4 separate regions of the Homo sapiens genome follow, and regions 2, 3 and 4 are each linked to region 1. Evidence: read pairs that join two places in POLR2A ChIA-PET (ENCODE). Cell type or tissue: HepG2. All regions are shown on one strand. Links, peaks and the distances in the headings refer to the core of each region. The heading gives the core; the rest is flanking DNA. Region 1 has its middle 16 kb from the start of TBC1D14. Region 2 has its middle 27 kb from the start of KIAA0232. Region 3 has its middle 18 kb from the start of BLOC1S4. Region 4 holds the start of BLOC1S4 (biogenesis of lysosomal organelles complex 1 subunit 4).

What was found. Peaks named below come from ENCODE experiments on the same cell type or tissue, not always from the same donor. Only the 100,000 strongest peaks of a DNase experiment are listed, where the experiment ranks them.
Region 2: POLR2A ChIA-PET joins it to region 1 with 10 read pairs; 4 of 35 experiments call an interaction of 5 or more read pairs at or near these places.
Region 3: POLR2A ChIA-PET joins it to region 1 with 14 read pairs; 9 of 35 experiments call an interaction of 5 or more read pairs at or near these places.
Region 4: POLR2A ChIA-PET joins it to region 1 with 19 read pairs; 21 of 35 experiments call an interaction of 5 or more read pairs at or near these places.

The regions. Positions count from the first base shown.
Region 1 is chr4:6,889,641-6,897,468 of GRCh38, forward strand. No RefSeq gene overlaps it. Among named protein-coding and RNA genes, the nearest start is that of TBC1D14, 16 kb to the right of the region's middle. RefSeq lists an enhancer at 2,978-3,534. In HepG2, for the core only: a CTCF peak has its summit at 2,975; DNase peaks (open chromatin) are centred at 2,921, 3,348 and 4,121; H3K4me3 peaks cover 1,641 bases.
Region 2 is chr4:6,752,626-6,758,163 of GRCh38, forward strand. No RefSeq gene overlaps it. Among named protein-coding and RNA genes, the nearest start is that of KIAA0232, 27 kb to the right of the region's middle. In HepG2, for the core only: no CTCF peak of the experiment used is centred there; DNase peaks (open chromatin) are centred at 626 and 2,736; H3K4me3 peaks cover 1,104 bases.
Region 3 is chr4:6,731,883-6,736,882 of GRCh38, forward strand. No RefSeq gene overlaps it. Among named protein-coding and RNA genes, the nearest start is that of BLOC1S4, 18 kb to the left of the region's middle. RefSeq lists enhancers at 251-1,450, 862-1,768, 2,600-2,894. In HepG2, for the core only: no CTCF peak of the experiment used is centred there; DNase peaks (open chromatin) are centred at 919, 1,889, 2,750 and 3,789; H3K4me3 peaks cover 605 bases.
Region 4 is chr4:6,713,508-6,718,507 of GRCh38, forward strand. BLOC1S4 (biogenesis of lysosomal organelles complex 1 subunit 4) reads left to right here and starts at 2,667. Exons shown (of 1, transcript NM_018366.3): 1 at 2,667-4,157. The coding sequence starts at 2,703. The coding sequence ends at 3,356. LOC105378240 (a long non-coding RNA gene) reads left to right here. Exons shown (of 3, transcript XR_001741568.3): 2 at 304-360; 3 at 517-638. RefSeq lists enhancers at 2,387-2,586, 3,069-3,708 and a silencer at 2,867-2,916. In HepG2, for the core only: no CTCF peak of the experiment used is centred there; a DNase peak (open chromatin) is centred at 2,574; H3K4me3 peaks cover 2,529 bases.

The DNA.
Region 1 (7,828 bases), core at 1,671-6,670:
CAAACTGCCAGCTGCGAGCCCCTGATAACAGAAGTGGCCGCACTCGCCGGAGCTCCCTCCCTGGCCTGCCTGGCACACGCTGGTGGCTTTCCCCGGGCTCTCTGCTCAGGCCTTACCACCACCCTAGACTGAGGGACGGGGGAATTGCTCAGACAGACTAGGGACTCTGCGAGGGTGACAAAACGAACTTGCAGGTCCTGGCTGTTAGCTAGAGCATTGCACTGCATTCCTGCGGGTGGTCGCTGCCCCCATGCCCTCACTGATCTTAGTGCCACACCCCTCGCCTGGAGGTCCTGCTGCAGCCCTTGCTGCCCCATAAGACCTTACCAGGGATACGGGGTGAGCCCGGCCCCTCTCTGCCATGACGCACGGGTGTTCTGCAGACACCTCGAGGGAGCCTTTGCTGCTCACTTCCCTGCCTCTCCTTCCCCAGCCCCACCACCCACCTGCCGCTGCCTCTTCCCAAGCTGGGGAGGAAGTGGAGAACCTGGGCCTCTGAGTGACTGACTTCCTCCTACAGAACTCAATTCCTCCACCTGCAGACGGTTTCCCGCCTCTTCCCAGGGTTGGTGGCATCACCCACTGGAGCAGGAGGCCTCGTTTTCCTACTGACCTGTGCCCTGACCTTCCAGAGTCAACACAGTGGGAATGGAGACAGCTTGGGGTTGTTTGTGATATGGTTTGACTCTGTGTCCCCACCCAAATCTCATGTTGAATTGTGATCCCCAGCGTTGGATGTGGGGCCGGTGGGAGGTGATTGGGCCTTGGGGGTGGTCTCTAATGGTTTAGCACCATCCAGCACCCTAGTGCTGTTTTGTGATAGAGTTCTCAGGAGATCTGGTTGTTTGAAAGTGTGTAGCACCTCCCCCTTCACTGTCTCTCCTGCTGGCCATGTGAAGATGTACCTGCTTCCCCTTCACCTTCTGCCATGACTGTAAGTTTCCTGAGGCCTTCCCAGCCATGCTTCCCGTACAGCCTGCAGAACTGTGAGTCAATTAAGCCTCTTTTTTTTTTCATAAATTACCCAGTCTCAGTTATATCTTTATAGCAGTGTGAAATGGACTAATACAGGGTGTCTTCATGTTGGCATTAACCTGCTAATTAGGAAGAAAAAGAAGTCTCTGGGTCTTGGTCTCCCCAACTGCAAAATTTGTGGATGGGCCACTGCCATTTCAGAGAGGCCTCCCTCAGCAAGGACAGAGTGAAAGTTTGTGGGGTGGTTTCTGGGCTGGGGCACTGGGCCTGTCAACTGGTGGCATCCAGCGTTTATGGAACAAATGATGCTGGTACCCAGGGATGCCCTGGGACTCCTCCCACCTGGGGTGAAAGTCATTCAAACAATGAGGGGATGCCCCCCAAATTCAACAGAGTGCCACCCTGTATTAGGCCATTCTCACACTGCTACAAAAAAAATACCTGAGACTGGGTAATTTATAAAGAAAAAAAGGCTTAACTGGCTCATAGTTCCACAGGCTCTACAGGAAGCATGATGCCGGCATCTGCTCGGCTTTTGGGGAGGCCTCAGGAAGCTTCCAATCATGGCAGAAGGGGAAGGGGAAGCAGGCATGTCTTTTTTTTCGAGACAGAGTTTCGCTCTTGTCACCCAGGCTGGAGTACAGTGGCATGATCTCAGCTCACCGCAACCTCCGCCTCCTGGGTTCAAGCGATTCTTCTGCCTCAGCCTCCTGAGTAGCCGGAATTGCAGGCATGTGCCACCACGCCTGGCTAATTTTTGTATTTTTAGTAGAGATGGGGTTTCTCCATATTGGTCAGGCTGGTCTCAAACTCCCGACCTCAGGTGACCCGCCTGCCTCGGCCTCCCAAAGTGCTAGGATTACAGGCATGAGCCACCGTGCCCAGCCTAAAGCAGGCATGTCTTACGTGGCCGGAGCAGGAGGAAGTGGGGGCAGGGGATGTGCCACACACTTTTCAACAACCGGCTGGCACTAGAACTCACTATTGCAGAGATGGCACCAAGCCACGAGGGATCCACCTCCATGACCCAAACGCCTCCCATCAGGCCCCACCTGCAAGATTGGGGATTACAATTCAACAAGAGATTTGGGCAGGAACAAAATGTCCAAACTCTATCATAGTCCAAGGGTTGTGTTACTAAGGTTTACTTTCAGCTTGTTGACTAGGCAGCAAGGAGTTCCATGGCCCAGTTTGAAAGTATTTAGAAGAATGAGGTAGTCACCGTAGCCCCTCTCCAGGGTTAGGCCCCAAGCTGTTACATACAGGGTTTGGAAACTTTTATTCAATAACATATATCAAGGACCTACTACGTACTAGGCCCTAACCCTGATGCTGGTAATACATTTTATTTTTCTGAATCAGTCACCCTCCCTCAGCTCTAGTTCTCTGGCAATGATAGCATCACAACTTCCTCTTTAACCTCTCCTAGATAAACTCCAGAGGGCCTCCCCAGCCTGCCTGCTGCACCCTCTTTCTCCACTTTTCAGGAGTTTGAGGGATTTGGGCTGAAGCCCCACTCTCTGCATGAGAAGATGTGTCATTATCTTGCCCCCAAATTCCCCAGCCTGGTGGCCCCCCAGGAGCCTCATGAAGTCAGCAGGCCGCTCCCGGCTCTGTCCTGACCAGCAGCGTGGGGCAGGGTGGGCAAGGAGGGAGGCACAGTCAGGGTTTATACACTCAGGGTGCAGCCCTTCCTGCAGAATAAGTGACGCGTTTCATCTGGAGGAGACACAGAAGGGTCCGTTTCCACCCCATGACTCTGCAGATGCGCCACTGACAGTGTGTGGTTTCCTTCTTGGCAGCGTCCAGCTCTCCGGCAAGTGGCTGCAGATCAAAGAAAGCAGCGGAAACCTCTAGGGGACACAGCCTCCCAGGGACTGTGAAGCTGAACAGGGCGTGGCGGGAGGAGCCCTGGCTGACAGAAATGCACCCCCTCCCCTTTTCCAGGGTCAAGCCCCACTCCCAGCCCTGTGGGAGGAGGGAGCAGGAAGAACCCAGTGTGTGGCGCCAGAGTGCCTGGCTCGAAATTAATCCTGGTTCCCACTGTGTGGCCTTCGGCAGGTCATTCGCCCTCTGCAAGCCACCCTTTTCTCCTCTGTAAAACTGGAGTTTTAGCACCCGGGACTGAGGGGCCTGGCACACATGGGTGCTCCACAGGTGCCAGTTTCTTCCTCGGTGCCCCCTAAAATCAGCTGCTCAAGCCATACCAGAAGTATGGTCTATCAGAATGTGAACTTCAGTGTCACAGCTGGGTTTGGCTGGGATGGGTATGGCGATGTGGGAAGAAACGAGAATAGAGGGATGGCTGGGGCACCTTGAATGCTTCCTGGCGGCATCTGGATTTCACCCTGGAGGCAGCAGGGGGCACAAAAACGTTGTAAGCAGGGGCACCATTTGTGTCCTGGGCAAGCAGTGGTCTCCGAGGTGAGGGATTTCAGAATCTGCTGGTGCATTCTGGGTACCACGGCTCACACCTGTAATCCCAGCACTTTGGGAGGCTGAGGCAGGAAGATCGCTTGAGCCCGCAAGTTGGAGAGCAGCCTGGGCAACATGGCAAAATCCCATCTCTACAAAAAATACAAAAAAATTTAGCTGAGCACGGTGGCACATGCCTGTAGTCCCAGCTACTTGGGAGGCTGAGGTACGAGGATCACCTGAGCCCAGAAAGTCAAGGCTGCAGTGAGCCGTGACAGACTCTGCACCCCAGCCTGGGGGACAGAGTGAGACCCTGTCTCTAAATAAATAAAAACAAAAAAACAAATCATGATAAAAAAAAAATACTGCCTGTTGAACAGGTCTGGGAAAAAAAATCCACTGATGCATAGCAGAGAATCTGCTAGAAATTCTGTAGCTTTTCAAAGAAGATCACCATGGTATTTTCTTCCTTCTCACAGTTGGATGAGCTCACTGTACAAATGTGAATGGAGCACTGGGCTGCTGACTGGGCATGGGTTTGGCCTGGTGCAGGGATGGCTGAGCTGGGGTCCTGTGCAGGCCACTGCCCTCCTCTGCCCTGAGTGTCCTTGTCTGGAGAAAATGGAGATCACCCACCCCAGCTCCAGCGTGGCAGTGAGTTTGGTTACTCATTCATGGAAGGGAAGGCCCTTTGTAACTGTACACGAGGAATTAGCAAAGTCATCGTTGCAATACACTGAAAAAAAAACCAGGTCTCACCACTGTGCAACCCTAACATAAACCACGTGCGGTATGTGGCCTTTGGACCCAGATTTAACAAACTGTAAAAAGACACTGTTAGAGAAACACTGGGCTAGCGGGAGATACTGAGGAATTGTCAGTGTTATTAGATATGCTGGCAGTATTATGACTACACTTCCAAAAAAGTCTTTCTTCTAGAGACATGTACAGAAGAAGCTGAAGTATCTTCATGTGAACTGACGTATCTGAGATATACTCTAAAGGAATCCAGGGAAATTTACAATAGGAAGAATATGGGGAGGAGGTGAGAAGAGCAGAATATTGATCACTGTTAGGGTAGGCCTCAGGGGTTCATTATACTGTTCTCTCTACTATGTATGTATTTGACATTTTCCATAATAAAACTTGTTTGAAAATATTTTTTTAAATGGCTTTCGAAGTCTAAGGCTGGAAGATCTCTTGAGGCTAGGAATTCGAGACCAGCCTGGGCAACATAGTGAGACTCCTATCTCTACAAAAGAAAACATTAGGCAGACATGGTGGCTCAGAAGGCTGAGGCAGGAAGATCGCTTGAGCCCAGGAGTTCAAGGCTTCAGTGAGCTATGATTGCACCACTGGACTCCAGTCTGGGTGACAGAGCAAGACCTTGTCTTAAAAAAAAAAAGAAAAAAGATTTTTAAAATGTTAGAGATGGAAATAGGTTTTCTGGCCAGCAATGGGGCATAATTCTAGAGACCCCAGGTAGAATCAGCAGGAAAAGTTGCAGCAGATGCTTGGATCTCATTCTCACCCCTCACAGCCTGGTGGCCGTCTAGGGGAGGGAGGAGGAGACAGGGACGTTGCTGGTACCCACTGCCTGGGAACCCCTGGTGAGTTCTCCAGGATCCCACAGCAATCCCCAGGCTGCGGGGTGCTGAGCACGCAAGGCAACCCCTCTCCCAGAGGCAGATGGACCGGGGAGGGTTCTCCATCAGTGCTTCCCAATAAAAGGCCTCCCGCTTCAGAGGGAGTGTAAACTCAGCATCCACGCCCCTCCCAGGGTTGCCGGACACCTTGCTGAACTTAACTTACCAGCTGGGCAGGTGTGGTAGAGGCACCTCTCCCACCGTTTCAGAGCTTGGGCCTCCCACCAGCCCCTGAGCTCCTGCGGAGAAGCAGCTGAGGGCTCCACGGATCTGCACGGGCCTCCTCTTGCCACCAGAGTCTCACTTCCCTGCGCCATCCTGTATCCGTTGGGGTGCAGCTTAGCACCTTTATGGATGACTTCCTCCTTGCCTGTCAAATTTGAAAATAAATGCCCGCCATCCATTTCTGATTGAGCCCCAACCTCAGTTAGCAATACCAGATCGTCTCATTAAAAAAAGAATTGGCTGGGTGTGGTGGCTCACGCCTGTAATCCCACCACTTTGGGACGCCGGGGCAGGCGGATTACTTAAGGTCAGGAGTACGAGACCAGCCTGGCCAACATGGTGAAATCCCATCTCCACTAAAAATACAAAAATTAGCTTGGCGTGGCGTACGCCTGTAGTCCCAGCTATGCGGGAGGCGAGGCAGGCGAATCACTTGCACCTAGAAGGCAGAGGTTGCACTGAGCCGAGATTGTACCATTGCACTCCAGCCTGGGCAACAGAGCAAGACTCTTAAAAAAAAGAAAAAAAAAGATAAAGAAAGGAAAAAGAAAAGAAAGGCCAGGCGCAGTGGCACATGCCTGTAATCTCAGCACTTTGGGAAGCCAAGACTGGCAGATCATCTGAGGTCAGGAGTTTGAGACCAGCCTGGCCAACATGGTGAAACCCCATCTCTACTAAAAATACAATAAAATTAGCTGGGCATGGTGGCGGGCGCCTGTAATCCCAGCTACTCGGGAGGCTGTGGCAGGAGAATCGTTTGAACCAGGGAGGTGGAGGTTGCAGTGAACCAAGACCGCGACATTGCACTCCAGCCTGGGCAACAAGAGCAAGACTCCATCTCAAAAAAAAAAGAATCATGAGGTTTCCCTTGAAGGCTTTTCCTTGCTGTGGTATTCAAGAACATTCCAGGAGGCAGACACTCTCCTTCCTCTAAAGATGCCTCATTGAGAAGCTAGACAGTTACTTGCTTGGTACAGCGGACAACCCTGCTGCAGGCTGAGCCCCCACTGCTGCCACTCACAGGAGCTCTGGGCATTTGGAAACTGGAATTCCCGAGTTTTCAAGGCGCTCAGCCGTTCTCTGCCCTGCAGTCAGGATGATCTTTGCAAAATGCAAATCTGATCTCATCCCCTCACATCTACCTCCATCTCAGCTCCAAGCAGATAGCTCCTCCTTTATTGCTCCCTGCTGCTATGGCCTAAATGTCTAATCCACTCCCCGCCGCCGCCACCAAATTTATATGTTGAAATCCTAACCCTCACTGTGCTAGTGTTAGGAGGTTGGGCTTTGGGGTGGTGATGAGGTCATGAGGGTGGAGCCCTCATAGACGGGATTAGTGTCCTTATAAAAGAGACTCCAGATGGGCCCCTCACCCTGTCCACCGTGTGAGGACACAATTGAGAAGGCACCATCTAGGAACCAGGAAGTGAGTCCTCACCAGACACCCAATCTGCTGCTACTTTGATCTTGGACTTCCAGGCTCCAGAACAGTGAGAAATAAATTGTGGTTGTTGATAAGCTCTCCAGTGCACAGTATTGTGTCATGGTAGCCCGCATGGACTAGGACACACCAGCACCACAGGGCACCCTGTTTTTGCTGCCAAGGGTGTCTTTTCTTTTCAATCCCCCTGACTAACGCCAACCAGCCTTCAGGTATCAGCTTCCCTTATGGTGCCAATATAGTATAGTCTGCTGTCACACTGCTAATAGAGACATACCTGAGGCTGGGTAATTTATAAAGGAAAGAGGTTTAATTGACTCATAGTTCAGCATGGCTTGGGAGGCCTCAGGAAACTTACAATCATGGCAGAAGGGGAAGCAAACACATCCTTCTTCACATGGCAGCAGCAAGGAGAAGTAGAACAAACAAAAGGGAGAAAGCCCCTTATAAAACCATCAGATCTCATGAGAACTCACTATCATGAGGACAGCATGAGGGTAACCACCCCCATGACTCTATTACCTCCCACCGGGTCCCTCCCATGACACATGGGGATTATGGGAGCTACAATTCAAGATGAGACTTGGGTGGAGACACAGCCAACCAATCATCTCCTGTGCCCCCAGTGTATTTTTTTTGTTTTTTTGTTTTTTTGAGACGGAGTCTCGCTCTGTTGCCCAGGCTGGAGTGCAGTGGCGCAATCTCGGCTCACTGCAAGCTCCACCTCCTGGGTTCACGCCATTCTCCTGCCTCAGCCTCCTGCGTAGCTGGGACTACAGGCGCCTGCCACCACACCCGGCAATTTTTTGTATTTTTAGTAGAGACGGGGTTTCACTGTGTTAGCCAGGATGGTCTCGATCTCCTGACCTCGTGATCCGCCCATCTCGGCCTCCCAACATTCTGGGATTACCGGCATGAGCCACCGTACCCAGCCCCCAGTGTATGTTTTTATAACATTTGCCACAGTTGCAGTATCTTTCTGATTCATGTGAATATTTGATCAGCATCTCCCTTTCCCGCTAAGACCACAGATTTCCACAAGGGTGGGACTCCACCTGCATTTTTTTGTGTTTTTTTTTTTTTTGAGACGAAGTCTCACTCTGTCACGTAGGCTGCAATGTGGTGG
Region 2 (5,538 bases), core at 539-5,538, 140 kb before region 1:
GAGAAGACCACATGTTGTATGCTTCCTTTTCTATGAAATGTCCAGAATAAGGAAGTCCACAGAAACAGAAATAGATTAGTGGTTGCCAGGGAATGGGGGAAGGAGGGTGTGGGGACAGACTGCTTAATAGGTAACGGGGTCTCCTTCGGAATTAGAGATGGTGGTCGCACAGCGTTGTGAATGTACTAAACGCCACCGAATTGCTCACTTTAAAATGACTAATCTTGAGTTTAACCTCGATTAAAATTTAAAAAATGAAAAAGGAAGAAAGGGTGAGGGACTTGCCCAAGCTCGGGCCACACAGCCAGTGATGGTTCTCCTTCTGGGCAGACCGGAGACCACCTGGCAGAGCCCTTTGTTTGTAGTGTTTCTGCCCATCACCATGACCCCGATTTCCAGAGTGGAGTCGCCAGGTCAGAGGTGGCAACCTGTACATGGATGACACACTGGGGGACTGGGCCTCGCCCTGCGGGGGGACCTGGGTGGGTGGGAATGCCAGCTGCCCGGCCAGAATCCCACGAGACTGGTCAGTGCAGTTGTCCCCAGAGCCCAGCGGGGTGGAGGGCGGGGCTGCCCTTTGGCCTGCACTTTTTGGTTAAGCCTGTGCTTTCAACACCCGCCTCCTGCCTGCCTGGGTTATATTTAATCCTGCTCGCTTCCGGAAACCAGGACTCCGAGGACAGCGTGGCCTCCTTCTGGCTCCAGAGCCCTGTGGGGTCCGCCACGGCACGGACCTGCCTTTGGTCACCGTGCAGCCTCAGAACCCTGCTGTGCTTTCTGAGCCCCAGATTCCCCATCTGAAAACAGATGCGACAATGGCCCAACCACAGGGAGGTTTCGATGGGAGGATGGACCTGCGGGGCCGGCTCAGAGCTAGGCCTATTCAGATGAAGGCACCAGGAAAGGAACTGTTCGTTCACTTGCCCCTAAGATGTTCCGGGTTTCTCTTGCGGTACCTTGGAAAGTTGATTGTGGACCTAGAAATATGTCCAAGGTCTATCATTACACGGAAAAGCAAGCGCAATGGGTGAGGGGGCCCCTAGCAGACACTCAAGTGGGAGCTATTATTATTTATTTGGGCTTTTGATGTTTGTTCCATGTATGTTTCCATACACAGGGAACATTTCTAGAAGACTTCATGAGAAACTGTGAACAGCAATTAGTTCCTTCTGGGGATGGGCAAGGAATGAGATTTTTCACTCAATACCTTTCTGTTCTCTTGAAAGTTTTCACCATGAGCATGTGTTACTTTTATAGTAATAGTTTAAAATAACATTAAACTCGGAAATAAAAAATGTTCATTATTATGACCCTTTCAATTAACGGAAGAGGAAAATGGCACCCAGCCTCACATCCTCCAAGAAGTCCTCCTGATAGCCCAGGCACCCGGCTTCTCCCAGGCAGAAGGGATCACCCTACCCATCACTCTGTTTCCTTGTCTGCCTCTCCTATGAAACTAGCAGGCTGGGAGGGATGGGCCTGTCTGACTCGTCCCTGAGTCCGTAGCGCCCAGCCCTGATGAGTGGCACTGGTGGGCACGGATGAGTGAAGGAACGAGGCTCCCAGAGGCTAAGCCAGCTGACCGGGATCACAAAGTAAATGGTTTTGCAGGGTGAGACCCTGGTCTCTGGGCTCCAACTCAAACATACCCTGACTTCTCTAGGCCAGCTCCCATCCACTTACCAGAGATGTCTAATAGGGGCAGCCTGAGAATTGTCCAGACGGCCTCAGGCATCCTGCAGGTGCTATGGCATTTGGAGTTTGGGAGAAATAGTTGTTCAGGCTCCAAGTGGGAGCTGGGGATGCCCAAGGTGTGGAAAATGCCAGAGGGTGGTCCAAACAGAGCCAACTAGAGAGGCCACCAAAAAAGAGTGGTTTGTTCTCCCTATTTCCTTACCTGACACTTTAAAATTAAGATTTCAGCCTCCTAAATCAGGTACAAACTTTTCTGATGATGGCAAAGTCCCTCTCAGGTGAAGAGCAGCTGCCGCTGCCTGGAAGGCTTTAGAACCCAAAGGTCTGGTAAGACAGCTCTTATGAACCCATTTTGCAGATGGGAAAACCGAGGATCAGAGAGATGTAATGCTTTGAAGAGCAAGGTCTCACATTGACCCTTCAGAGTCTAGAATGTCTGTGTTGACACCAGTGTCCCACATGACACGGCTTTGAGTCAGGCTGCCTGGGTTTCTAATCATTCCTAATTCATAAGTCTGAATTAATAGTTTAAAATAACATTAAACTCTGAAATAAGGAATGTTTGTTATTATGACCCTTTCAATTAATGGAAGAGGAAAATGGCACCCAGCCTCACCTCCTTTGAGTCAGGCTGCCTGGGTTTCTAATCATTGGAAGATTAAATAACATAGTGCAGTATACAGAAGGCACTTAAGGCTACTGCCTGGCACAAGGTAAGCACACAATAATAACTACCATTAGTGGCTGTTGGTGTGCCATTGCAGAGGCAGATTTTTGGGGTGTGTATGGCCTTTATTGGTGACACTCCCAACATGTGTCCATATACCCCTTGGAAGCATCAGTGTCTCATCACCCTGTCCCCCAACCTTCCATTGCAGGAAGAGGCTCCAACCCTACCTTAGAAGAGCTGGGGCCTCTGTGAGCTCCACCCACCCTGGGGGCAGCAGCTGACCTGGCTCTGGCCCTTTGGCCTGCTGCCTGCACATGGTCAGTGCTGCCAGAGAGCCTGGCCTGCCCAGAGAGGGCTGACCTTGACCTCTAAACTGGACCTAGGGGATGTCTTCTGGGCAGACCTTCAACCAACAGCAAACATCATTTCCACGTGCCTTCAAACAAACAAGTACAAATTACACTCCTAAATTACAGAGACTGGGAAAACTACCTCCTCCTGCTCTGGTTTGCTTTTGAAGAGGTATCCTTGGAATCATGATCTTCAAACTTTCTGGACTCATATAAGCCTTAAACATTTTCGGTGGCTAGGCATGGTGGATTGCTTGAGGCCAGCAGTTCGGGATCAGCCAGGGCAACATAGCGAGATCTTATCTCTATAAAAATTTAAAAATTAGCCAGGCGGCACATGCCTGCAGTCCCAGCTACTCAGGAGGCTGAGGTGTGAGGATTGGTGGAGTTGAGGAGTTCAGGGCTGCAGTGAGCTACAATCGCACCACTGCACTCCAGCCTCACTCCAGCAAGAACATGTCTAAAAAAATTTAAATAATAAAAAATTGGGGCCAGCCGCCCCGTCCGGGAGGGAGGTGGGGGGGTCAGCCCCCCGCCCGGCCAGCCGCCCCGTCCGGGAGGTGAGGGGCGCCTCTGCCCGGCTGCCCCTACTGGGAAGTGAGGAGCCCCCCTGCCCGGCCAGCCGCCCCGTCCGGGAGGGAGGTGGGGGGGGTCAGCCCCCCGCCTGGCCAGCCGCCCCATCCGGGAGGGAGGTGGGGGGGTCAGCCCCCCGCCCGGCCAGCCGCCCCGTCCGGGAGGTGAGGGGCGCCTCTGCCCGGCCGCCCCTACTGGGAAGTGAGGAGCCCCTCTGCCCGGCCACCACCCCGTCTGGGAGGTGTACCCAACAGCTCATTGAGAACGGGCCATGATGACAATGGCGGTTTTGTGGAATAGAAAGGGGGGAAAGGTGGGGAAAAGATTGAGAAATCGGATGGTTGCCATGTCTGTGTAGAAAGAAGTAGACATGGGAGACTTTTCATTTTGTTCTGCACTAAGAAAAATTCTTCTGCCTTGGGATCTTGTTGATCTGTGACCTTACCCCCAACCCTGTGCTCTCTGAAACATGTGCTGTGTCCACTCAGGGTTGAATGGATTAAGGGCGGTGCAAGATGTGCTTTGTTAAACAGATGCTTGAAGGCAGCATGCTCGTTAAGAGTCATCACCACTCCCTAATCTCAAGTACCCAGGGACACAAACACTGCGGAAGGCCGCAGGGTCCTCTGCCTAGGAAAACCAGAGACCTTTGTTCACTTGTTTATCTGCTGACCTTCCCTCCACTATTGTCCCGTGACCCTGCCAAATCCCCCTCTGTGAGAAACACCCAAGAATTATCAATAAAAAAATAAATTAAAAAAAAAAATTGGGAGGAGGAGTCCCATTATGTACTCCCTTGTATATTTATACGTTGACTCTCCACATTTTTTCCCTATACTTACACAGCTGCAAATATGCTATTTCTAATTTTTTTTTAAGACAAGGACTTGCTGTGTCACCCAGGCTTTAGTGCAATGCTACCATCATAGCTCGCTACAACCTCAAACTCGTGGGCTCAAGCAAATTCTCCCACTTTAGCCTCCTGAGTAGCTGGGACTACAGGTGCACACCACTGCACACGGCTAATTAAAAATACATGTATTTTTCTAGAGATGGGGGCTTGCTTTGTTGCCCAGGCTGGTCTTGAACTCCTGGCCTCCAGCAATCCTCCCTCCTCAGTTTCCCAAAGTGCTGGGATTACAAGCATGAGCAACCATGCCCAGCTCTAATGTATTGTAAATGTTGACATTTTAAAACAAAATTGTGGCCAAGTGCGGTGGCTCACGCCTGTAATCCCAGCACTTTGGGAGGCTGAGGCGGATGGATCGCCTGAGCTCAGGAGATCGAGACCACCTTGGCAACATGGTGAAATCCCATTGTTTCTAATAAAATACAAAAAATTAGCCTGGTGTAGTGGCTCAAGCCTGTAATCCCAGCACTTTGGGAGGCTGAGGGAGGATCACTTCAGGTCGGGAGTTTGAGACCAGCCTGACCAACATGGAGAAATTCCGTCTCACTAAAAATAAAAAATTAGCCGGGCATGGTGGAGCATGCCTGTAATCCCTTCTACTTGGGAGGCTGAGGTAGGAGAATCGCTCGAACCTGGGAGGCAGAGGTTGTGGTGAGCCAAGAGAGCCCATTGCACTCCAGCCTGGGCAACAGGAGCAAAACTCCGTCTCCAAAAAAAAAAAAAAAAAAAAAAAAAAAATTAGCCAGGCATGGTGGTGCACGCCTGTAGTCCCAGCTGCTCAAGAGGCTGAGGCAGGAGAATTGCTTGGGCCTGGGAGGCAGAGGTTGCAGTGAGCCGAGATCACACCATTGCACTCCAGCCTGGGCAACAAGAGCGAAACTCCATCTCAAAAAAAATATCTACATTATGTTATGTATTTGATAAGTAATTATTGAACATAAAAGTAGATTGTTATTAGAAATGTGTTAATTACACAAATAGGCCTTGTTTTCTGAAGTAGTTCATGACATCTGCAGATTAATATTTCTTATAGCTAGAATGAGACATGGTTTAGGGTAGGTTTTATTCTTTTTTGTATTTATAGATACAAAACATGTAGAAAATTTATTCATATAAAGAAGTGGATGGAAAGGGAAGAATATTTGTTATAGAAATGTCACTTAAGGCCAGGCACAGTGGCTCACACCTGTAATCCCAGCATGCCTATAATCCCAGCATGCCTGTAATCCCAGCACTAATGCCTGTAATCCCAGCATGGCTGTAATCCCAGCACAAGGTGGGTGGATCACTTGAGGTCAAGAGTTCAAGACCAGCCTGGGCAATATGGCGAAACCCCCGTC
Region 3 (5,000 bases), core at 1-5,000, 160 kb before region 1:
GAGACGGGGATGGCCAGGAGGGCACAGGGCTCACTGGCCAGGCAACATCGCCATTATTTCTGTTATTATGACTTCTCCTGCTGAGGCACAGAGAGGGTAAGACACCTGCCCAGGGACACCCTGTTAGAAGGTGGCAGGGCCAGGACTCAGCCGCAGGCCTGTCTGGGGGCCCCCATGCACACGGTGCACTGGTCTTCAATGGGTGCACAGGTGGGATCTCTTTTCTTTTCTTTTCTTTCCTTTCCTTTTCTTTCTTTTTTTTTAGATGGAGTCTCACTCTGTCACCCAGGCTGGAGTGCAATGGTACGATCTTGGCTCACTGCAACTTCCATCTCCTGGGTCCAAGCGATTCTCACCTCAGCCTCCAGAATAGCTGGGATTACAGGCGCATGCCACCACGCCCTACGAATTTTTGTATTTTTAGCAGAGACAGGGTTTCACCATGTTGACCAGGCTGGTCTTGAACTCCTGACCTCAAGTGATCCACCTGCCTTGGCCTCCCAAAGTGCTGGGAATACAGGCATCAGCCACCGCGCCCATGGGTAGGATCATGGGTAGGATCTCTGATCCTCCCGGTTCATGGATCTCCAGATATTACGCTCCAAATCCACCTTCTGCTTTCTTGACATCAAACCTAAGAAACAAGGGCCCACGACACTTTCTGCTTAAGCCTAAAGTGCTGGTAACCAGAAGGGACCCCGAGGGGACCCCCAGGTCTCTCTGCATCCTGAGGGGCTGCCGCTGTGGTTTCTCCCCAGTGCTGGGGACGGGGGGCCCTGTCTGACCTAGTGGCTTCTCATGAAGGTGCCCTTCCAGAGAGCCAAGCACCGAATTGGGCCAGCCCAGGTGGTCACTCGGCTCTGCTGAGGCCTGCTTGGATCTCAGGGTGACTGGCCCCGTCAGGGTGACTCAGCTGTTCTTGCAGCTGGGCGTGGGCTGATGGCTGGGAGCTCTCCAGGCAGCCCGCAGTGGCCAGGCCGCAGGAAGGCAGGCGGGAGCAGCCCGGGAGGACTCACCAAGTTCTTATTTTGCTTTTAAAGCCTCCAGCTCCTGGCCCAGGGAGCCAGGTACAGTCAACCTGTTGGAAAAGTGCCTCCTTCTCAGGGAAGCCTCGGGCATGGGAAAAAGCTAGGATGCTCAGAACCAAACAGGAACTGAAAGTCAGCCCAGCCAAGTCCTTCATTTCACAGCTGAGGAAACTGAGGCCCAGAGAGGCTGACCTGCTTGGGGTCACGCACACGTAGGGTGGTGCAGGCCTGTGATCTTTGCACTGGGCCCCCAGACCTCTCTGGAGAGACGTCACACTCCTCAGAACCAGCAAGCTGCTGGGTGATGCCACAGGACTCCCTGAAAAACCGGCCCGTTGAAGACCAGCACAGGGTGGGCAGGAGGGTCCCCAGACGGACCTGAGGCCCAGTCCTGGCCCTGCCAGTTTCTAACAGGGTGGCCCTGGGCAGGTGTCTTACCCTCTCTAGGCCTCAGTCTCCCCTCTGGCCACCTGCTGGGATCTCCAGGGGAGTTCAGTGAGTGGCAGTGTGCGGTCAGCCCGGTGCACACGGGGTTCCCTCTGTGCTCACCAAACCTCAGAGGAGGTGGCCCTGGAGCCTTGAAGAAGAGGACGCCTCCTGCCTGCCGCTGCTGGGGGAAAGCCCACCTGGCCCTCCGACGCACATATACACACGGACAGGACAGCTTGAGAGCACGCGGAGAATTTGCTTCTCCTGAGAGCAGGCTGGAGTTCAGGGGTCAGAGCGGGTGAATTTGGGCTTTCCCTCTGCAAAACTCACGTGTGAAACCCACTCATTTGTGCAACAAATATTTGCCGAGTGCTTGCTGTGTACAAGGTCCTGCCCCAGGGCGGGAGACAGAGCCATGACCAAAGCAAACAGAATCCTGCCCCATCGTCCTTACTTCCAGAGGGCGGGATCATCAACAAGAGTCACAAATGATCAAACGCACATGGGGAGTAAATAGTGATTGCGGAGCAGGGATCGGAGAGGGATCGGTGCCAATGAGAAAAGAGTTGAGCAGAGCAAGGGACTAGGAAGCGACGGGGATGGGAATTTTAGAGGGGACCCAGAAAGGACCAGCCCGAGCAGGTGACCTCTGAACACAGAGAGGAATGAGGTGAGGGCACAAGCCATGACGGTTTCTGCAGGAAGAACTTTCCAGGTGGGGGAACAGCCCCTGCAAAGGCCCTGAGGCAGGAGCCCCGTGTAACAGCAGCTCCAGCGAGCAAAGGACGGAAGGAGGGGATGAGGGGAGGAGGTGGAGGACACCATGTGTGGGTGTGGATTGGGAGAGAGGACCGCCCTTCCTCATCTGTGGTGTCGGCTTGTTCTGTTTCAGGGTGATAGAATTGCTCAGCCTCCACGAGGTAGGAAATCCCAGAAGACAAGGAGGTCCATGAAGCGGGGGATGAGAATCCCACCAGTTTGAAACGTGCCACGTTGGTGACGCTCCTTCCTTGAGGCTTCTTTGTCCCCCTCCCCAACCTCATTTCACACTCTGCTCCTCACACAATAGAGTCTCAGAAGGCCATGGCCACAAAGGGTCAGGGCACCAGCCTTGGGACAAGACCCAAATCATCAACCAGATGTCACAGCTGCTGACCCTGGCCTCACCCAGCCGCCCTCTGCCTTGCCTCCTGCGCCCACCCCAAGCCTTGACAAGAGCTGTTCCCTCCATTAGGAACGTGCTCCCTTCACTGTCCGCCCGCAGAGGTGCACATCTTCCGGGTCTCACACGTGGTGATGACTCAGACAACTCAGCCAACTACTCATTGACTGAATGAATACATTCACAGTTGTGTCTCCAGGGTCCTCAACTGATTCCATACATTAGCTGCGTACCTGCCGTGTACCATCCCTCTTTCTCAGATTTTCAGTCAGCAATCAGGAGACCTGGGTTTCAGCTGCGTGACTTGGAGCAAGTCACGTGTCTTCTCTGGCCCTCAATTACAATCAAATCTTTCAGAGCTGGAAGGGATCGTAGAGTTCTCCAGTCTAAGCCCTTGCCCGATGCATGGGACAGCTCTGCTGCATCCACGTTCTGTCATGACCCAGTCTCTCCTTGTTCACCTCCAGAGACAGGGAGTTCACTACCAAACTCCCAAGAAGGTTCACTCCTGGGTATCTTCCAGAGTCAATGAAGATCCCTCAGACTGGAAAAGGCGTAGGCATTAGCAGACCTGGTTCAGATCATACTTCTAGCTCTATGACCTTGGGCACGTCACTTAACCTTTGTGAGCCCAAGGTTTACTATCCGTAAAACGAGGATCATAATGTTTTCTGTTGGAGTTGTCTCAAGGATCAAGCAAGATGGCCAGGAAGTGCCCGGCACACTGTAGACTCCGGAGACATTTAAGAGATGTCAAATATACACTAAGGAGCTCCACGTCCTGATTACTACAGCACTTCCCAGGACCTAGACTCTGCGTCGTTCCAGGTGAAGGGGCTGGGAGGGGAGGGCTGGTTGAAGGTGGTTGTCTGCAGGCCCTGGCAAGGTAGCACATCCTAGGAGGAGGCCGTAATGAAGACAAGGTCAGAATGGTGTAAGAAAGAAACTAGATACATAAATGATAGATAGGTAAATATTTTGTTATTGTGGTCAGATATACAAGCCTTAAAAATTTACCATTTTAACCATTTTAAGTGTAGCATTCTAGGGACCTTAAGTACATTCACAGCCAGGCACAGTGGCTCGTGCCTGTAATCCCAGCTGAGGTGGGAGGACCACTTAAGGCCAGGAGTTCAAGGCCAGCTTGGGCAACACAGTGAGACCTTGTACAAAAAAATAAAAACTAGCTGGGCCTGGTGGCACACACCTTTGGCTCCAGCAACTCAGGAAGCTGAGGTGGGAGGATCATTTGAACCTAGGAGCTCGAGGCTGCAATGAGCTATTATCACACTACTGCACTCCAGCTGGGGCAACACAGCAAGACCCAGTCTCTGAAAAAAAAAAATGTAAGTACATTCACAGGCCAGGTGCAGTAGCTCATGCCTGTAATCCCAGCACTTTGGGAGGCCAAGGCGGGCAGATCACCTAAGGTCAGGAGTTTGAGACCAGCCTGGCCAACATGGCAAAACACCATCTCTACTAAAAATACAAAAATCAGCCAGGCATGGTGGTGCATGCCTGTAATCCCAGCTACTCAGGAGGCTGAGGCACGAGAACTGCTTGAGCCCAGGAGGTGGAGGTTGCAGTGAGCCGAGATTGTGCCACTGCACTCCAGCCTGGGCGACAGAGCGAGACTCTGTCTCAAAAAAATAAAAAATAGGCCAGGCACAGTGGCTCATGCCTGTAATCCCAGCACTTTGGGAGGCCAAGGTGGGTGGATCACGAGGTCAGGAGATTGAGACCATCCTGGCTAACACAGTGAAACCCCATCTCTACAAAAAATACAAAAAGTTAGCCAGGCGTGGTGGCGGGCGCCTGTAGTCCCAGCTACTTGGAAGGCTGAGGCAGGAGAATGGTGTGAACCCGGGAGGCAGAGCTGGTGGTGAGCTGAGATCGCGCCACTGCACTCTAGCCTGGGCGACAGAGCGAGACTCCATCTCGAAAATAAACAAACAAATAAATAAAATAAATTAAAAAGTACATTTACAGTGTTGCGCAGCCATCACCTCCTCACCCATCTCCCGAACTTGTTCAATTTCCCCAACTGAAACTCTGTCCCCATTAACCACTAACACTCATTCCTCTCTCACCCAGGCCCTGGGACCCACCATTCTACTTTTTATCTTTATGAATTTGACAACTCCAAGAACCTCATGTAAGTGGAATCCTGCAGTATTTGTTCTTTTGTGACTGGCTTGTCTCATTTAGCATAATGTCTTCAAGGTTCATTCATGTTGTAGCATGGGTCAGAATTTCCCCCTTTTTTTTTCTTTGAGAGAGGGTCTCACTCTGTCACCCAGGCTGGCATGATCTCAGCTCACTGCAGCCTCAACCTTCTAGGCTCAAGCAATCCTCCCATCTCAGCCTCTGGAGTAGCTGGG
Region 4 (5,000 bases), core at 1-5,000, 180 kb before region 1:
AGGATGGAGCATCCCCTTCCAGGATGACTTACTCATGTAGTTGTTGGAAAGAGGCTGTTTTTCCCTAGCTGTTGGTCTCAGTTCTTTGCTATATGGGCTTCTCCATGGAGCTGCTCACAACAAGGCAGCTGGTTTCCCCAGAGCAAGTGGTTTGTGAACCCCCAATATCTGAGACAGGTCTCAGTTCATTTAGAAAGTTTATTTTGCCGAGGTTGAGGATGTGTGCCCGTGACACAGCCTCAGGAGGTCCTGATGACATGTGTCCAAGGTGGTCAGAGCACAGCTTGGTTTTATACATTTTAGGGAGACATGAGACATCGATCAACATATCTAAGATGAACGATGGATTGGTCCGGAAAGGTGAGACAACTCAAAGCAAAGGCAGGACAACTTGAAGCGGGGAGGGGGCTTCCAGGTCTTGGGTAGATGAGAGAAAAATGGTTGCATTCTATTGAGTTTCTTTTTTTCTTTCTTTCTTTTAAAATTTTATTTATTTATTTATTTATTTATTTTGAGATGGAGTCTCACCCTGTCGCCCAGGCTGGAGAGCAGTGGCGTGATCTCGGCTCACTGCAACCTGCGCCTCCCAGGTCCAAGCAATTCTTCTGCCTCAGTCTCCCAAGTAGCTGGGATTACAGGTGTGTACGACCACAACCGGCTAATTTTTGTATTTTTAAAAGAGGGTTTCACCATGTTGGCCAGGCTGGTCTTGTACTCGTGATCTCAAATGATCCACCCACCTCAGCCTCCCAAAGTGCTGGGATTACAGGCGTAAGCCACCGCGCCCAGACATTTTGAGTCTCTGATTAGCCTCTCCAAAGGTGGCAATCAGATACGCATTTATCTCAGTGAGCGGAGAAGTGACTGTGAATAGAATGTGAGGCAGGTTTGCCCTAAGCAGTTTCCAACTTGACTTTTCTTTTAGCTTAGTAATTGTAGGACCCCAAGATTTATCTTCCTTTCGCAGGTTGGAAGGAAAGAGATGCCACACTACCTTTCATGAACTAATGTCCAAATCATACATCATCACTTCTGTGTTTTTCAGTTTATTATGAGCAAATGAAGTCACTAAGTCCAGTACATACTCGACAAGAGGGAATACACAAGAGTGAGAATACCAGGAGTAAGAAATCACTGGGAGTCATCTTGAAGGCTGGCTAGCAATCACAGTTTGCCCCCTGACTACCAATTCTTCATGCCATTTTAACGTGCTAACCACACTCCCCTCTATCCAAGGTCCCCAAAAGTTACATTTTTTTAAATCTCATGTAGTTTTAGGTATTACTATCCTATTGTCACATCAGCTTTAAGTCCAGAATTTTGTCTTCTCAATAAGATCAGATGTAGATGAGGCTTTCTGAGCTTAGTTCCTTAAATTCAGCTCCTAGAGTACAATTCTTCTTGATCTGTAGACTTTTGAAACTAAGGAGACAAGTTCTCTGCCCCCATGCCTGGAATATACAGTTGTGGGGCTGGCACAGGATAATCACTACAGACCTGTTCTGCTCCACTACGACTAGATTAGCCACTGCCACTCCTGTTCAAAAAGGGGGAAATTGGAAGTACAAACAAGTTGCCAGCCCACAGTAACTCTGCCATCCAGTCTCAAGGTCTAGGACTCCATGACTCCCAGTTCCACCATCTGGGCTCCTGGTTTCATGCCCTGAGTTATACTTCCTTTTTTGTGAAATGTGGCATGTGTTTGCCAATGAGTCTTTTTCTCAGTCTGATTCCTGCTTGTACAAGTTTGGGGAGAGGGGATCCAAAGGCCTGTTCCTTTCAGTCCAATCTGCAATGTTTGTGTCAATATAATTATCTTTAAAAAACTTTATAGGTCTCCTGTGAATCTCATCGGGGTTCACTCCGTTAAACAAAAGTGCTACCTACAAATCCCTTTGAGATAAGTCCATCTCTATCTTGGGCTTCTGCTAATACTGACGAACAAGCCTTAAGCCTTCTGGAGGCCTTGTGGTTTGACTGATGGACTCTGTGAGCCACACCATTAATCTCTTTAAGGAGCTGTTAGTCTAACTGAATGGTATTCTCAGGCACCGTCTTTGCTTTTTTTTTTGAGATTTTAAAGGATTTAACCGTCACATCTCAACTTCACCTTTGTTTTTTTCTGGCAGTACCCTGGATTTGATATTTGCTTGGAAACTATTACTATTTCTTAGTTTTACGCCATTTGCAATCAGGCGAAGCTGAGGACTTTAAAAATCATCCAAAGTCGTCAAGGTCCATCCCTTTTGTGTTTCGTCTTGCTTATCTCATTTATTTTACTATAAACAGCAAAAAGAAATGAAGGACAGGAGGGAGACGTTCATGGGTGCTGGACATGTCCTACCTGTTGGTCTGGATAGAAGATGCATGGTTGTATGGATGTGTACAAAGTCATCAATGTGCACACTTAAAATGTATGCACTGTATTGTATTCCTGCTATACCTTCGCTTAAAAAAGAAAAAAAAGGTTGAATGTGAGTTCGGGCGTGAGAAAACAGCAGCGCGCATGCGTGAGCGTGAGCGCGCATGCGTGAGCGTGAGCGCGCTGGGAGGCCGGAAACAAAGGTGGATGCGCGTGAACAGACGCCCTCGCAGGCCGCCGGAAGCAAAGGCGTGAGCGCGCGTGCGTGCGTGTGCGGGTGCGTGAGCGTGAGCGCGCGGAGGCCGGAAGCGAGCGCTGCGCAGTCGGGTGGTCGCGGGCCATGGAGGGTAGCTTTTCGGATGGCGGAGCGCTGCCGGAGGGGCTCGCGGAAGAGGCCGAGCCGCAGGGCGCCGCCTGGAGCGGGGACAGTGGCACTGTTTCCCAGAGCCACAGCAGCGCCTCGGGGCCGTGGGAGGACGAGGGCGCGGAGGACGGCGCGCCGGGCCGCGACCTGCCGCTGCTTCGCCGCGCCGCTGCGGGCTACGCCGCCTGCCTGCTGCCCGGGGCCGGGGCGCGGCCCGAGGTCGAGGCCCTGGACGCGAGCCTAGAGGACCTGCTTACCAGAGTGGACGAGTTCGTGGGCATGCTGGACATGCTTCGCGGCGACTCGTCCCACGTCGTCAGCGAGGGCGTGCCGCGCATCCACGCGAAGGCCGCCGAGATGCGGCGCATCTACAGCAGGATCGACCGGCTGGAGGCCTTCGTGAGGATGGTGGGGGGCCGCGTGGCCAGGATGGAGGAGCAGGTCACCAAGGCCGAGGCCGAGCTGGGCACCTTCCCCAGGGCGTTCAAGAAGCTCCTGCACACGATGAACGTGCCCTCGCTCTTTAGCAAGTCTGCTCCCTCGAGGCCACAGCAAGCCGGCTACGAAGCCCCCGTCCTGTTTCGGACCGAAGACTACTTCCCTTGTTGCAGTGAAAGGCCTCAGCTCTGACGGCCTGACCACTGCGGCAAGAGGACCCCAGCTGGGGTGCTTACCTCCAGTATGAAGTGAATTGCAAATCCTGCTTATGGACATATATGATGTTGGAGTGTGGGATTTTAAAGTTTACTTTCTACAAACTCTCCGTAGTATATTCATGATTCAGTGTAGAATGTATAGACTTTATGTCTTCCAAGTTTAAAAAAAGAGACAGGGTCTTGGTATGTTGCCCAGACTGTTCGGAAACTCCTGGGCTCAAGTGATCCTTCCACCTCAGCCTCCCCAGTAGCTGGGACTACGGGGTCGCCACTGCACCCAGCCTGTGTCTTCCAGCTCTAATCAGAAAGCTGCTTGTCGAGGGCATGGGGAATCAAACTGAATGAACTTTTCTCTGCACTGTGGCAAAACTGTTATTTTTATGGATTTTACTAAATGGCGTTACCTTTTCAAGATTTATATGTTTGTATAATCATAAGAAAATTGAGCCATTAAAGCCTTGTTATTCAATCCTAATAGTCAGTTTTCTAGAACCTACTTTTAGGGTAAATGGTACATTATTTAATATTATATTAAACCTCCTATAGCGTGGATTGTAGACCAAAGGAAATGGTACAATTTCTGAGAATATATGTTGATTTTTTGTGACTAATTCCAAAGTTGTATTTGAAAGTATGACCTCACAGTCTTCATTTGTCCATAGCAAACATATGTGTGTGTGTGTGTATATATATATGTGGGTTGCCAATGTTTGGTTTATAATTTAAATGTTAATAGAAATTTTGAGTTTTATTGGAAATGATTTCCTTCTGAAAAGAGCTTTACGTATTTCCTTGTGTGTGTTTGAAATAGACGTACTGCTCATGTGCTTTTTTAGTAGTGGGATAAAGAAAAGGGGCTTGAGTATACCTCCTTTAGAGAGCTAATGTGAAAAGCTGTAGCTTCTATTTCAGAGCATGGTATATTTCTTTTCTTTTTTTTTTTTTTTTTTTTTTTTGAGACGGAGTCATGCTCTGTCGCCCAGGCTGGAGTGCAGTGGCGCAATCTCGGCCCACTGCAAGCTCCGCCTCCCGCGTTCACGCCATTCTCCTGCCTCAGCCTCCTGAGTAGCTGGGACTACAGGCGCCTGCCACCATGCCCGGCTAATTTTTTTTGTATTTTGTATTTTTTTTTAGTAGAGACGGGTTTTCACTGTGTTAGCCAGGATGGTCTCGATCCCCTGACCTCGTGATCCACCTGCCTCGGCCTCCCAAAGTGCTGAGATTACAGGCGTGAGCCACCGCGCCCGTCCAGAGCATGGTATATTTCTTTCCTCTCGAAATGGATAGTTAAATTATTTGTGTGAGTGAATGGTATTAGGATTTTCCTGCGGATACAGTAGACTTTTATTGAGATTCAAATCTATTTTATAAGGTGGCCCTCCTAAATAGTAGATGCTAAAAAAGCATACAGCTTAGGTTGCTTTTGTGTCATTTGCAGTGTCATCAAAGATCTTTGAGGTTCATAGAGTAGCTGTATTTTCATTTAGCTGTGTGTTGTGAAGAATCTGATCATGTAATCTTGCACCTAGCTTTCGTGGACCTTCATTGTCACATATTTACGTTTTTTATTCAGGTGGTTCATTGACGACAAATTAAGGAACTCTGAATGTAGAAGCTG